2 separate regions of the Homo sapiens genome follow, and region 1 is linked to region 2. A link is a contact called in ENCODE Hi-C or POLR2A ChIA-PET data. All regions are on one chromosome and are shown on one strand. Each heading gives the region's core, a stretch centred on a gene start or an enhancer-like site at or near the end of the contact. The rest is flanking DNA. Distances are from core to core; before and after follow the strand shown.

Evidence for each region. A loop is a pair of places that touch in the nucleus more often than their neighbours do. ChIA-PET counts read pairs that join two places held with the same protein, here RNA polymerase II (POLR2A). Pooled maps may share reads with other maps.
Region 1: a pooled map shows a loop between it and region 2 (2.6-fold over the local background). The contact joins two enhancer-like sites. A Hi-C loop is called at or near these places in 7 of 50 pooled maps. POLR2A ChIA-PET finds 5 or more read pairs at or near these places in 4 of 52 experiments (GM12878, OCI-LY7, T-cell and 1 more).

Annotation. Positions count from the first base shown.
Region 1 is chr18:3,539,141-3,544,957 of GRCh38, reverse strand. All of the region lies in intron 9 of DLGAP1 (DLG associated protein 1), which reads left to right. Among named protein-coding and RNA genes, the nearest start is that of DLGAP1-AS1, 52 kb to the left of the region's middle. Within about 2 kb of position 3,562, at least 6 of the 41 ENCODE cell types and tissues checked have a DNase peak (open chromatin) inside an H3K27ac peak, as active enhancers do.
Region 2 is chr18:3,383,307-3,388,796 of GRCh38, reverse strand. No RefSeq gene overlaps it. Among named protein-coding and RNA genes, the nearest start is that of LINC01895, 35 kb to the right of the region's middle. RefSeq lists enhancers at 2,864-4,063, 3,764-4,133. Within about 2 kb of position 3,881, at least 3 of the 41 ENCODE cell types and tissues checked have a DNase peak (open chromatin) inside an H3K27ac peak, as active enhancers do.

The DNA.
Region 1 (5,817 bases), core at 2,313-4,812, 160 kb before region 2:
AATGACTTTATTGTTGTATATATACAAAATAGAATTTAATAGAGGGCAAAATTTATTGAACTGTATACACTGCACCTGTAGTCTCAGCTACACAGGAGGTTGAGGTAGGAGGATCCCTTGAGACCAGGGAGGCAGAGGTTGCAGTGAGCTGAGATGGAGCCACTGCATTCCAGCCTAAGCGACAGTGCCAGACCTTGTCTCAAAAATAAATAAATAAATAAATAAATAAATAAATAAAAGCAAAGTACACATTTTTTTTTCCAAGTACACACAGAGCATTTAACAAGATAGACAATATTTTGGCCCAAAAAACAAGTTTCAATAAATTTTCAAGGGTTCAGGAAAAAGTACGTTGTCTGACCACAATGGAATTAAATAGAAATCAATAGCTAAAATATATTTGGAAAATCCCCAAATTTTTGGAGACTAGGTAACACACTTCTAAGTAGCCCATGGGTTAAAGAAAAAAATCAAAAGGGAAAATAGAAAGTATTTTAAACCTTTCTTATAGGGCATGACTGCTGGCGATGAATACTTTCAGCTTCTTTTTATTTATTTATTTATTTTTCTGAGATGGAGTCTCGCTTTTTCGCCCATGCTGGAGTGCAGTGGCACAATCTCAGCTCACCACAACCTCCACCTCCCGGATTCAAGCAATCTCGCGCCTCAGCCTCCCAAGTACCTGGGACTGCAAGCACATGCCACCACACCTGGCTAAGATTTGTGTTTTTAGTAGAGACAGGTTTCGCCATGTTGGCCAGGCTGGTCTTGAATTCCTGACCTCAGGTGATCCACCCACCTCAGCCTCCCCGGGTGTTGGGATTACAGGCGTGAGCCACCGTGCCCGGCCTACTTTCAGCTTCTGTGTATATAAAAAAGTCCTTATTTTGTCTTCATTTAAAAAAGATATTTTTGCCACATACAGCACTCTAGATTAATGGCTATGTTTTTGTTTGTTTGTTTGTTTGTTTTCTAAAGAGGAATAAAGATATCCCAGTCTTGGATAGTCATGCATTGAACAGTACTTAGGTGAATATGCTATTGGGACCCGTGCAGATCTCAGACCTTCACTCTGTGCAGTTCTCTCCTCTTCCATACACTGCCATGCAAATTCCAGCTGCCTTGTCCTCCTCGTACCCCTAGCAATGTCTCATTAGTCAGGGAGACTGCCGACTCCCCATGGGGACCACTCCCTGGAAACTCGCTCCAGTCAGTCAAAGGCCCCATTTGTTTCCCATATCTCAGTGATCACTGTTCTTCATTGTCTGATATCAAATGTCTTGGAAACAGTTGTTTCATATATTTTGCCAGGTTTTTAGTTGTTTCAGATAATATAGTAAGTTCAGTCATTCTTACTCCATCATTGCCATGCACAGAAGTCGTCCATATAGGTTTTATCTGGCCTATATGTAAGTAAGGCAAGCCCTGTTATTTAGCACTACTCTCTGGCTTTGAAGGTCTTGGAATGTATTGGAAAAATATTGGAGTCATGGGGCCGGATGAGGTGGCTCACACCTGTAATCCCAGCACTTTGGGAGGCCGAGGTGGGTGGATCACGAGGTCAGGAGATCGAGACCATCCTGGCTAACAGGGTGAAACCCCGTCTAAAAATACAAAAAAATAGCCAGGCGTGGTGGTGGGCGCCTGTAGTCCCATCTAAGGGGGAGGCTGAGGCAGGAGAATGGCGTGAACGCGGGAGGCGGAGCTTGCAGTGAGCCGAGATCACACCACTCCACTCCAGCCTGGGTGACAAAGCGAGACTCCGTCTCAAAAAAAAAAAAAAAAAAAAAATTGGAGTCATGGGAACAAAAGAGTATTCTAGTTTAGAGATCCAGATTGAAAGTCGCTTTACCTCTCTGTCTCTAAAATTTGGGAGTTGACTACTATTAACAACAATAACATTTTTTGGTGTAAGTTCTCTGATTCAACACCATCAGTGTTTCCTCAACTTTAGGGTTGTGTTACATATAGATAGAGACTCCTAGTTGAAGTTTAGGACCTATGTCCTGGATTTTGCCTTTCTGCTTATTACTATAGTTCCCAGGTAGCTATATTGCTGTCATAATCTCCACTTCAGAAACAAGAGATAAGTGTGAATAAGTGTGTGGTACAGGTTCTGGCTTCCTGCCTCCATTCCAACTCGGCTACGTTTCCTAAAGTGAGATATTTCTGATGTAATTTGTAATAATTTATAAAGCAATCATCGCCCATCTTCACAACTGAAAGTGTTAAGGGGAGGCAGAAACTTTGCAATTGTATACTCCTTAGTTCCTTACTGACAGTGTCAAACTGACAAGTGACAACTGTCATTCTTGGGGGTATGCAAAGAAGCTACTGGTCTCATAACAATGTTCTGGAAAGCGAATTCCAGGATGTTATTTTTCTGGTGTATGTATACTTAATATTTTCATCTGTGCCTTTACAAATGATTTATCCACTGTCTGAAATCTTTAGAGATCATCCAAGTGGAATTCAGTGTTGCTGCGAGAACTCTTTTCCTTCAGCATCCAGAAAATCAGAAGAGAACACTTTTCCTAGAAAAAGGGATGGCAAACTACTCTGTGGCCTCTTTTTCTGCCTCATCAACTCTCCAGCCTTATCAATTTTTAATAAACAGGTGAAATTGACTAATAGTGAATGTCTAGAGCAAGCTTTGTGTGTTCAGAGGTGTGTATACCTAAAGGGAAAGCCAGGATCTTTTCATTTACATCAGTGGGGTGGAAATGGGAGCAGATGCGTATTTTGATGATTTGCATAAAAGTTTCTGCTCTTTCTGATCTTCTGTTGGTGGAGCAACCTCCTTCTCTCCTAGTATACCTTTTATACATTACACATAACATTTAGACCTCCAGGACATACTTAATGTGAAAGAGAAAAAATGCTGGCATTAAATATGCCTGTGAATGGCACCTACCATTCCAGTAGATCTGTGAATGCACAGACTGAGTCAGAGGTGTTGAAGGAAAGCCCCGGTGACATATTATGAGAGCCACTCCTCGTCTCTAGAAACAAATGCCTCAGTGAATAGGACTGTTACCCCTTTTTTTTTTTCCACCAATATTGCCTCTGTTTCCATTTGCATTTCCAGAAGTGACCCAATTCTGAGTTTTTAAAATCTTCCTTGCTTCACACATCAAAGCTCACAGCCTTCGTAACTGGGTGGAACAAGCAAGTGGAAAGGTAGCATTGTTTTCTCTTATAGCACAATGTCAGCTACTATAAAAGATCTCTTTTGATCGCAAGGGACTTAAATATGTAAACTTTAGGGCTTGTAGTGATTTGTGCCTTTTCAACTAAGCAGGATATTAAAACATAAAGCCAAAATTGAGGCAACATCTGACAGCCAGTTCAGGGACCACAGACTTGGAAAGACCTTTGGCAATCAAAAAACATTGCTTCTTTGTCAACCCAGGAGCTTTGGATCAGTCCCCACTCTTCAAAGTTTCCTTGGAGTACCTCACAGCCCAGTACCCACCCTTGAAATTGCACTTGAAAAGTAATCTCTTTTCTTTGCCAAGTTAACAATATCATGACCTAGCCAAATAGTTCCTTACTGTACACCTGAGTTTTAAAGGCGTGGCATTCAGGCGTTTCAAATTTCAAAAGCCTGAAACTTGGCATAACTCCTGATAAGCCTCACAGCTTCCTTTTTTCTTTTCTTTTCCTTTTCTTTCCCTTCTTCTTTCTTTCTGCCATCCCTCCCTCCTTCTCTTTCTCTCTCTCTTTCTTCCTTTTTATGTATTTTTCAAAATAACTTAGTGTGCAGAAAGAAAACCATCGGACTTACAAGCCTACAGCCTCCATTTGACAAGACTCAGTAAAACATAATTGTTAGTGAGACTGCTCATGCTTTGTTAGTTACCTCGGGTCAGTAGCCAAGGAGTGACCTAACCTTCCAGTTGCGGAGGTAAAGCAGTTCCTTCTGGGGGCACATTCAGTTCAAGGATGTTTTGTTGAGACTCCTAACCAGGGTTCCTATAGTGACAGCCCATCAAAGGTATTAGCACCTGCCCAGCTGGTGCTAAAAAGAGGCTGGCAGCATGCTGGGCCCTCTCAGAAGTTACCAGATGACAACACGTCCACTCTCATTATTTTCTATTTCCTCCCTTTATTTTATTTGAGAAAAACATCACAATTATTTGGGGTAGAGAAAATTTTTTTATAGAAAGCCTATCCTATTTTCCTTTACTTTAAAGACATCTTCAAGCATGATGTATTTAAGCAAAGGAATGATGAACATAGAGGATTTGAAATAACAGATGGATGTTTGTCTTGAGATAGTTTTAAAATCTGGTGATAGGACAGTGCTAACCGTATATAAATGGAGGGTAGGAGGGTTCCTCCCACCTGAATTTTTGCACAAGGGATGCTTATGCCTGCGCCCTCCCATGCATGATTCTAATTTGGAAGCTGATCCAAATTAGTAAACCTAAGTAAACCTCTTTTGGGGGAGCTTGAATTTTTTTTTTTTTTTTTTTTTTTTTTTTTGACACAGGGCCTCACTCTGTTGCCCAAACTGGAGTGCAGTGGTGCAATCTCGGCTTACTGCAGCCTCTGCCTCCCGGGTTCTTCAAGCCATTCTCGTGCCTTAGCCTCCCGAGTAGCTGGGACTATAGCCACGTACCACCATGTCAGGCTAATTTTTGTATTTTTAGTGGAGACGGGATTTTGCCATGTTGCCCAGGCTGGTCTCGAACTCCTGGCCTCAAGTGATCTGCCCGCCTTGGCTTCCCGAAGTGCTGGGACTACAGACGTGAGCCACTGCACCCAGCCAAGCTTGAATTCTTGATCTCGGTCTCCTCACGCCCGTGCCTTATTTTGATCTGTCTTTTATTTTATGTAATGAGACATCTTGGTTTTTACATCAGTGAAAGGGTGCCATTTCATAAAATACCAAGATGGTTGCACTTTCTAGGAGTAGCATTTCAGATCCCACATATATTCAGCCTTGACAGAAGGCTTAGTTTAAAATGTCTAAAGGCATGTACAAAGAAAGAAAGAATAGCAGAGTGCTAGCATTGCTCTCTTTGAAACTGGACTTAGCCTTGAAAAGCAGCCATTATGTGAATGAGAGGGATAAAGACGCTAAGCAGAGGCCAGGGGATTCTATGATGGAAAGACTAAGCTACTCTCCTAAAAATAAGTTCATGACTTGAGTCTCATCAGTTGAGTGTCTTGTAGTTCCAAAGCATGGATGTCATAAAGATAATGACTGTGCTTAGTTTTTGTGCACAATTTCTTTTGTTTAACTGCAACTCTATCAGACAGGGGGACAAGAATGGAACCTCTTCAGTTTACCCATATATGTTTTGATTTGTAACTTGCTGTACAGAAAAGTTGTAGGAAGTGGGAGAGGGTAGAAACTCCTCTAGTTAGAAATATAAACTTGTTTCATAGAAGGAACATAAAGCAACAGCAGAAGTGAATGCTAACAAGTGACTTTCTTCTGGCTATTCAGAACAGACAGAGTATTGTGTTCCATACTGGTTGATCCAGTCTTTGCTTTCATGGTTTTCTGCTTCTTGGGCCAGAATATTGGCCAGCATTTTTCAGAAGTTGTAATTATTACACACTGTGCCTGCAGGGGCATGAAGAGCCAAGGAAGCTTCAAGATTGAAAACTGTGGGTTGGGAAACAGCAAGCCACTGGGTTCAGCTTTTGGGTTGATATCATCAACGAGGAACTGATCAATTCTTTCAAAAAATAAAGAAATTAATCTAGGGACCTCATTTTGTGTTCCTATCAAAATTGCAGAAAAACAATAACAACTTGACTGCACTCTTCACCCAAAAGGAACTTTGCTTATGAAAGACATAA
Region 2 (5,490 bases), core at 2,632-5,131:
GTTGATGTGATCTCATGGTAACAAGAGGTGTTGACTCAAAACCAAAAACCCTGCCACTTCTTACTGTAGAATATGATGTCAAAATAATATTATCATGTTGGGAAAATATTATTTAATTTAGCCACATCTTGACAAGTTTTTCTTTTATTGAGTCTCTCATCTCTTCTATTTCTTCTTCTTCTTTTTTTTTTTCTGTTTTAAAGGTTAATTTGTTTTTTTTTGTTTTTTTAAAGATGGGGTCTTGCTATGTTGGCCCAGACTGGCTTCAAACTCCTGGCCTCCAGTGATCCTCTTGCCTTGGCCTCCCAAAGTGCTGGGATTATAAGTGTAAGCCACCATGCCCGGCCTTACTTCTCTTTCTTTATAGCTAATAAATTATCTGGTATATATGCCAGATAATTGTTGAAGTGTTTGCTATTTCATTTTTTTCTTTTTTCTCTTACTGATTTCAATGGCCATGATGACAAAGATCAGCAAAAAACAAATCCATTCAAGGAAAATGCCACTTTCTTCCATGAGTAGCATGCCCACTGTACTTTTATACACAACTTCATGTGGTCTATAACTTCATAAGGTTAACAAACAAAATCTATATGCCTTTTTTCACGGGATAAAAATCAATGTTTTTCTTGTATCATTGTAAAACTGAAGCTCAATTCATAATTTTTTATGTACATAAGTCTACGAGAAAAAAATATTTGAAGGAAATTGATTCTAGAATCTAGAAGTTCTTCCTCTATGTAATGCATATTAATGTTTAAATACATTTATAGTTAAAATTCCAAGTATCTTGATTCTTTAGAATTTAAAATTTCATTACTAGTTTTTTGTTTTAGCACATTGTGGTCAGATAATGTGTGCTATATGTTTTCTGCTTTTAAATTTTATCAGTATTTTCTTTGTTGACTAATACATTTCATTTACATCGGGAAAAAAGTATATTCTCCATTGTACAACATAACATGCAGCTATTAAAGTAAGCTTGTTGATTTTACTATAACATCCATAGTCTAGTTTATCTGTTGCTTGTGAAGTTTGTCAGAGACTGAGAATGATATATTAAAATATCCCATACTATAGTCCCAGCTACTTGGGAGGCTGAGGTGGGAGGATTGCTTGAACCCAGGAGATTGGGCCTGTGAATAGCCACTGGACTTCACTCTGGGCAACATAGTGAGACCCCCCCACTCTAAAAATAAATAAATCCTGTAGCATGCTATTCATTTCTTCTTCTGCATTTATATTTGGACACAATAGTATTCACAGTTTCCAAGTACATGAAGTGTAACCTTTATTAACATATGGGACAGTGGTTTCCTTTCAGGAACAGCTGGGTTCATGGGTGTGACAAAAGTAAAATTAAACTTTAAATTTTATAAGGTTCTGTATTATCTCTGCTTCCTAGAGTATGGTTTCTCTCTCTCAAAGATAAATAAGCAAAAAATACAGTGAAATAAAATAGCCATTTGTATCTCATTTGAGGCTTTTGCCTTGATTTCTTCTCTGTATATTAGTATTGTTATCATTGCTTTATGTATTTGCTTTTTGTTTAGGCATGTTTGATAAACCTTTGGCCATCTTTTCTTTTCTTATTTATATCAGAAACTACAGGATAATTCAATAGTAAAAAATGTATTACTGGCATGGTGTGGTACTCACGCCTGTAATCCTAGCACGTTGGGAGGCCGAGGTGGGAGGATCACTTGAGATCAGGAGTTTGAGACCAGCCTGGGCAATATGGCAAAACCCCATCTCTACTAAAAATACAAAAATTAGCCAGCTGTAGTGCCCGTGATCCCAGCTACTTGGGAGGCTGAGGCACAAGAATCACTTGAATCTGGGAGGGGGAGGTTGCGGTGAGCTGAGATTGCACCACTGCACTCCAGCCTGGGTGACAGAGCAGGACTCTGTCTCAAAAATAGAAAAGAAAGAAAGAAAATGCGTTACTATAATGTGTTATATTAATAGTCCAATACAGTTTTTTTTAAAGCAGCATATTTAAGAAAGCATAAAAAAATTCAGCATCTGCACTTTTAAGTTGTTAGAAAACTAGGAAAGAAAGCACTTTTAATGTTTTCTGATTTTTTTTTTTTTTGAGACAGTCTTGCTCTGTTGCCCAGGCTGGAGTACAGTGGCGCAGTCACTGCTCACTGCAACCTCCGCCTCCCGGGCTCAAGTCATCCTCCTGCCTCAGTCTCCTGAGTAGCTGGGATTACAGACATTAACTAGCTAGTTTTTGTATTTTTTGTACAAAAATGCCTTGTCTGCCTTGGCCTCCCAAAGTGCTGAGATTACAGGCTTGGACCACCGCATCTGGCCTCTGATACTTGTTTTTAATGGTAACCCTATAAAATACCATACATTTGGAGTTGGACGCTGTTTTTTTCAAGTCAGTCTGAGAATTTTTGTCTTTTCATAAGGAATTTAATTTATTTATACTCATTGTTATAACTGATAGCTGATCTTTCTTGTGTTATTTTGTCTCATAACTGATTTTTAAATTCTGCCAGTGAGCACCTTTAAGTTTTTCAAATAAATCAGCATTTCTCTAAACGACAAAACCAAAAGTGACATGGTGCTATGCCCAACTCTCTACCCCCATTTAAGATAAGAAACATAATACATGTCTGCATTTCTTAACAGCCAAGTGTTCCTTGGTCTTTGTTACTATAACACATGCGTTTAAATCCAGATCATTGTTACTTTCATATTTTTCTATTATATGTCATTTCCTTCAATATCTCCATGAATACAGCTGTAAATATTAACAAAATATTAACAAATAAAATCCAACTAATAAACAAAAAGGGTAATATATCCTCACTAAGATAATGCAAGCTTGGCCTACTGTTTTTTAAAAAATCAATCAATGCAATTCACCGTATTAGCAACAACGTAACAACACAAAAAGGAGAAATACCATAAGGATATTTCAAAAGGTGCCAAAAAATGGCAAATGATATGAATGATTGATCGTTTGTTATAGTCCCAATAATACCTGAAATCTGAAGCTCTGCTTTTTTTTTCTTTCTCTGTCATTAGGTTAGTCATTTCTTTTGTTCTGTCTTCAAGTTCACTAAATCTTCACTTTGTCACTTCCATTCTGCTATTGAGTCCATCTGTGAGTTTTAAAAAAAGTTTGATTATTGTATATTGCAGTGCTCCCCAGCTAAAATAACAATACAAAATTAAAATATTGAAACTTACAAGAGCAAAGAGAATGGGAAAAGGAGACAGCAAATATCCACAGATATTTGCAAGGTGGTAAACTTATGATGGAATTTCCACTACCTTGGCAGGGAATTTGGATGCGCTCCTAACCCTGGCAGAGCAGGGCACCATGAGAAGTAAGACAATTATCTAGAGAAACTGAGAAGCCCAGGACTCAGAGGCACCAGGAAAGGCTGTATGGAATGTGGGTGTCTTCAAACAGAGCCTGAGAAATGTGCTCCCATGCAGATCGTTGATGTTGGGAAGTGGTTCTAATGGTGGGAAGGACTGGACAGGATGAAATAGGGGAAGGGTGCATTTTCAAACTGTTCATTGCTTTAGGTAACTGGAGTATAATCCTGCTGGAAAGTCTCTGAGAAGCCATGTATAATTCACCCTAGAATTGTCCCCTGGCAGGACAGAAGAGGATACTATTTATCAAGTATCTCCCAATCCCCTCAGATCAAAGGTCATTACCAGGTGGCACATGTGTCAGAATGACCCAGCAGAAACTGAGCCACGTAAGAGCAAAACCATGCTGCATTCATAAGTATTAAATCGGGTTTAGCCCAAAGCAGCTTGCTTACATATTTTAACTTTGGCCTAAAGGTTTCTTTGTACCTAGTGAACCATAACCTAAATGGAAGAGTAAACAGACTGTAACCTACTCTTGTGCCAATCACCAAGTTTTGGCAACTTAAAGGGGGCCAACTGTTCAAACCGTGTTCAGATAAGGCAAACACGGAGCTGTAACCAATCTGACTGTTTCTGTACCTCACTTCCATTTTCTGTTCGTCACTTTCCTTTCTCTATTTACGTCTTTCCAACACGTGGCTGAGCTGGAGTCTCTGAGCCTCCTCTGGCCCGGAAGGCTGTCCAGTTCACGAATTGTTCTTTTCTCAATTAAAGTCTGGTAAATTTAATTTGGCCAAGATTTAAGATCTCTTCCAGCTTTAAAATTTCCTGACCCCAATTTCATCTTCTCATTCACCATCCAGCCATGCAACATGATGGCCCATTATAGCCAAATTCCAACAAGGTAGAATGTTTGCTCTTTACAATTTCCTTAATTTACCAAAAGCATAAACTTCAGGCCAGGGGAATTTAACTGCATTAATTGTCTATTACATGTGGTCCAAAATAATTACTGTGTTTAAAGTACTAGAAAATAACTTACAAGCCTCAACATAAAATTTCACAAGACAAGGTTGAGAAAAGAAAAGCTGGGCTCGGTGGCTCACGCCTGTAATCTCAGCACTTTGGGAGGCTTAGGCGAGTGGATCATGAGGTTAGGAGATTGAGACCACCCTGGCCAACATGGTGAAACCCCTTCTGTACTAAAAATACAAAAATTAGCTGGGTGTGGTGGTACGTGCCTGTAATCCCCGCTACTCCGGAGACTGAGGCACGAGAATCGCTTGAACACGGGAGGCGAAGGTTGCAGTGAGCGGAGATCCTGCCACTGCACTCCAGCATGGCGACAGAGCAAGACTCTGTCTCAAAACAAAACAAAACAACCTTCTTTCTTTCCTCTTTTTTCAAGAGTCGAGGTCTCACTCTGCCACTCAGGCTGAAGTGCAGTGGTTCGATCACGGCTCACTGCAGCCTCAAACTCCTGGATTCAAGGGGTCCTCCTGCCTCAGCTTCCTGAGTAGCTTGGGACTACAGGTGTGAACCACCATGCCTGGCTAATTCTTTACATTTTGGGGTTATGGGGAACAAGCCCTCCCTATATTGCCCAGGCTGCTGTTGAACACAAGTGATCCTTCCACCTCAGCCTCCTGCTTGTCACTGGGATTATAGGATTGAGCCACAATGCCTGGCTTAGAAAACATCTATTATCTAAGGAATGCGAGTCCTTTTAAATTATCAGGACCAGAGAGCCATTGAAATGAGACAGCAATCACGTCCCCCTTAAGCTATGTATTTATCTCTTGAAACTGTTTGCTGTTGTCACAAGTAGCTATAAATTACCCTAATAATGCCACCCTGGACACTATAAGCCACACCCTATAGTTTAGCAGTGTATAGCCAGTCACTAATCCCTGTTATTTCTGTAAACCAAAGAGAATTCCTTACAACAACTTTGTATGAGCTCACTTCCCATCCCTCTTTTTTGCCTTTAAAAACTTGCTTGTAACAAAGGCTGGGCGGAGCTCACATTCAACGTTTCTTGGGTCTAAATCTTCCGGGCAGCTGTCTACACTTTGGCTCAGGTAAACTCTTTAAATCTTATTTTGTGCCACAGCCTCTTCATTTTATGTCGACAACGTAAGACAA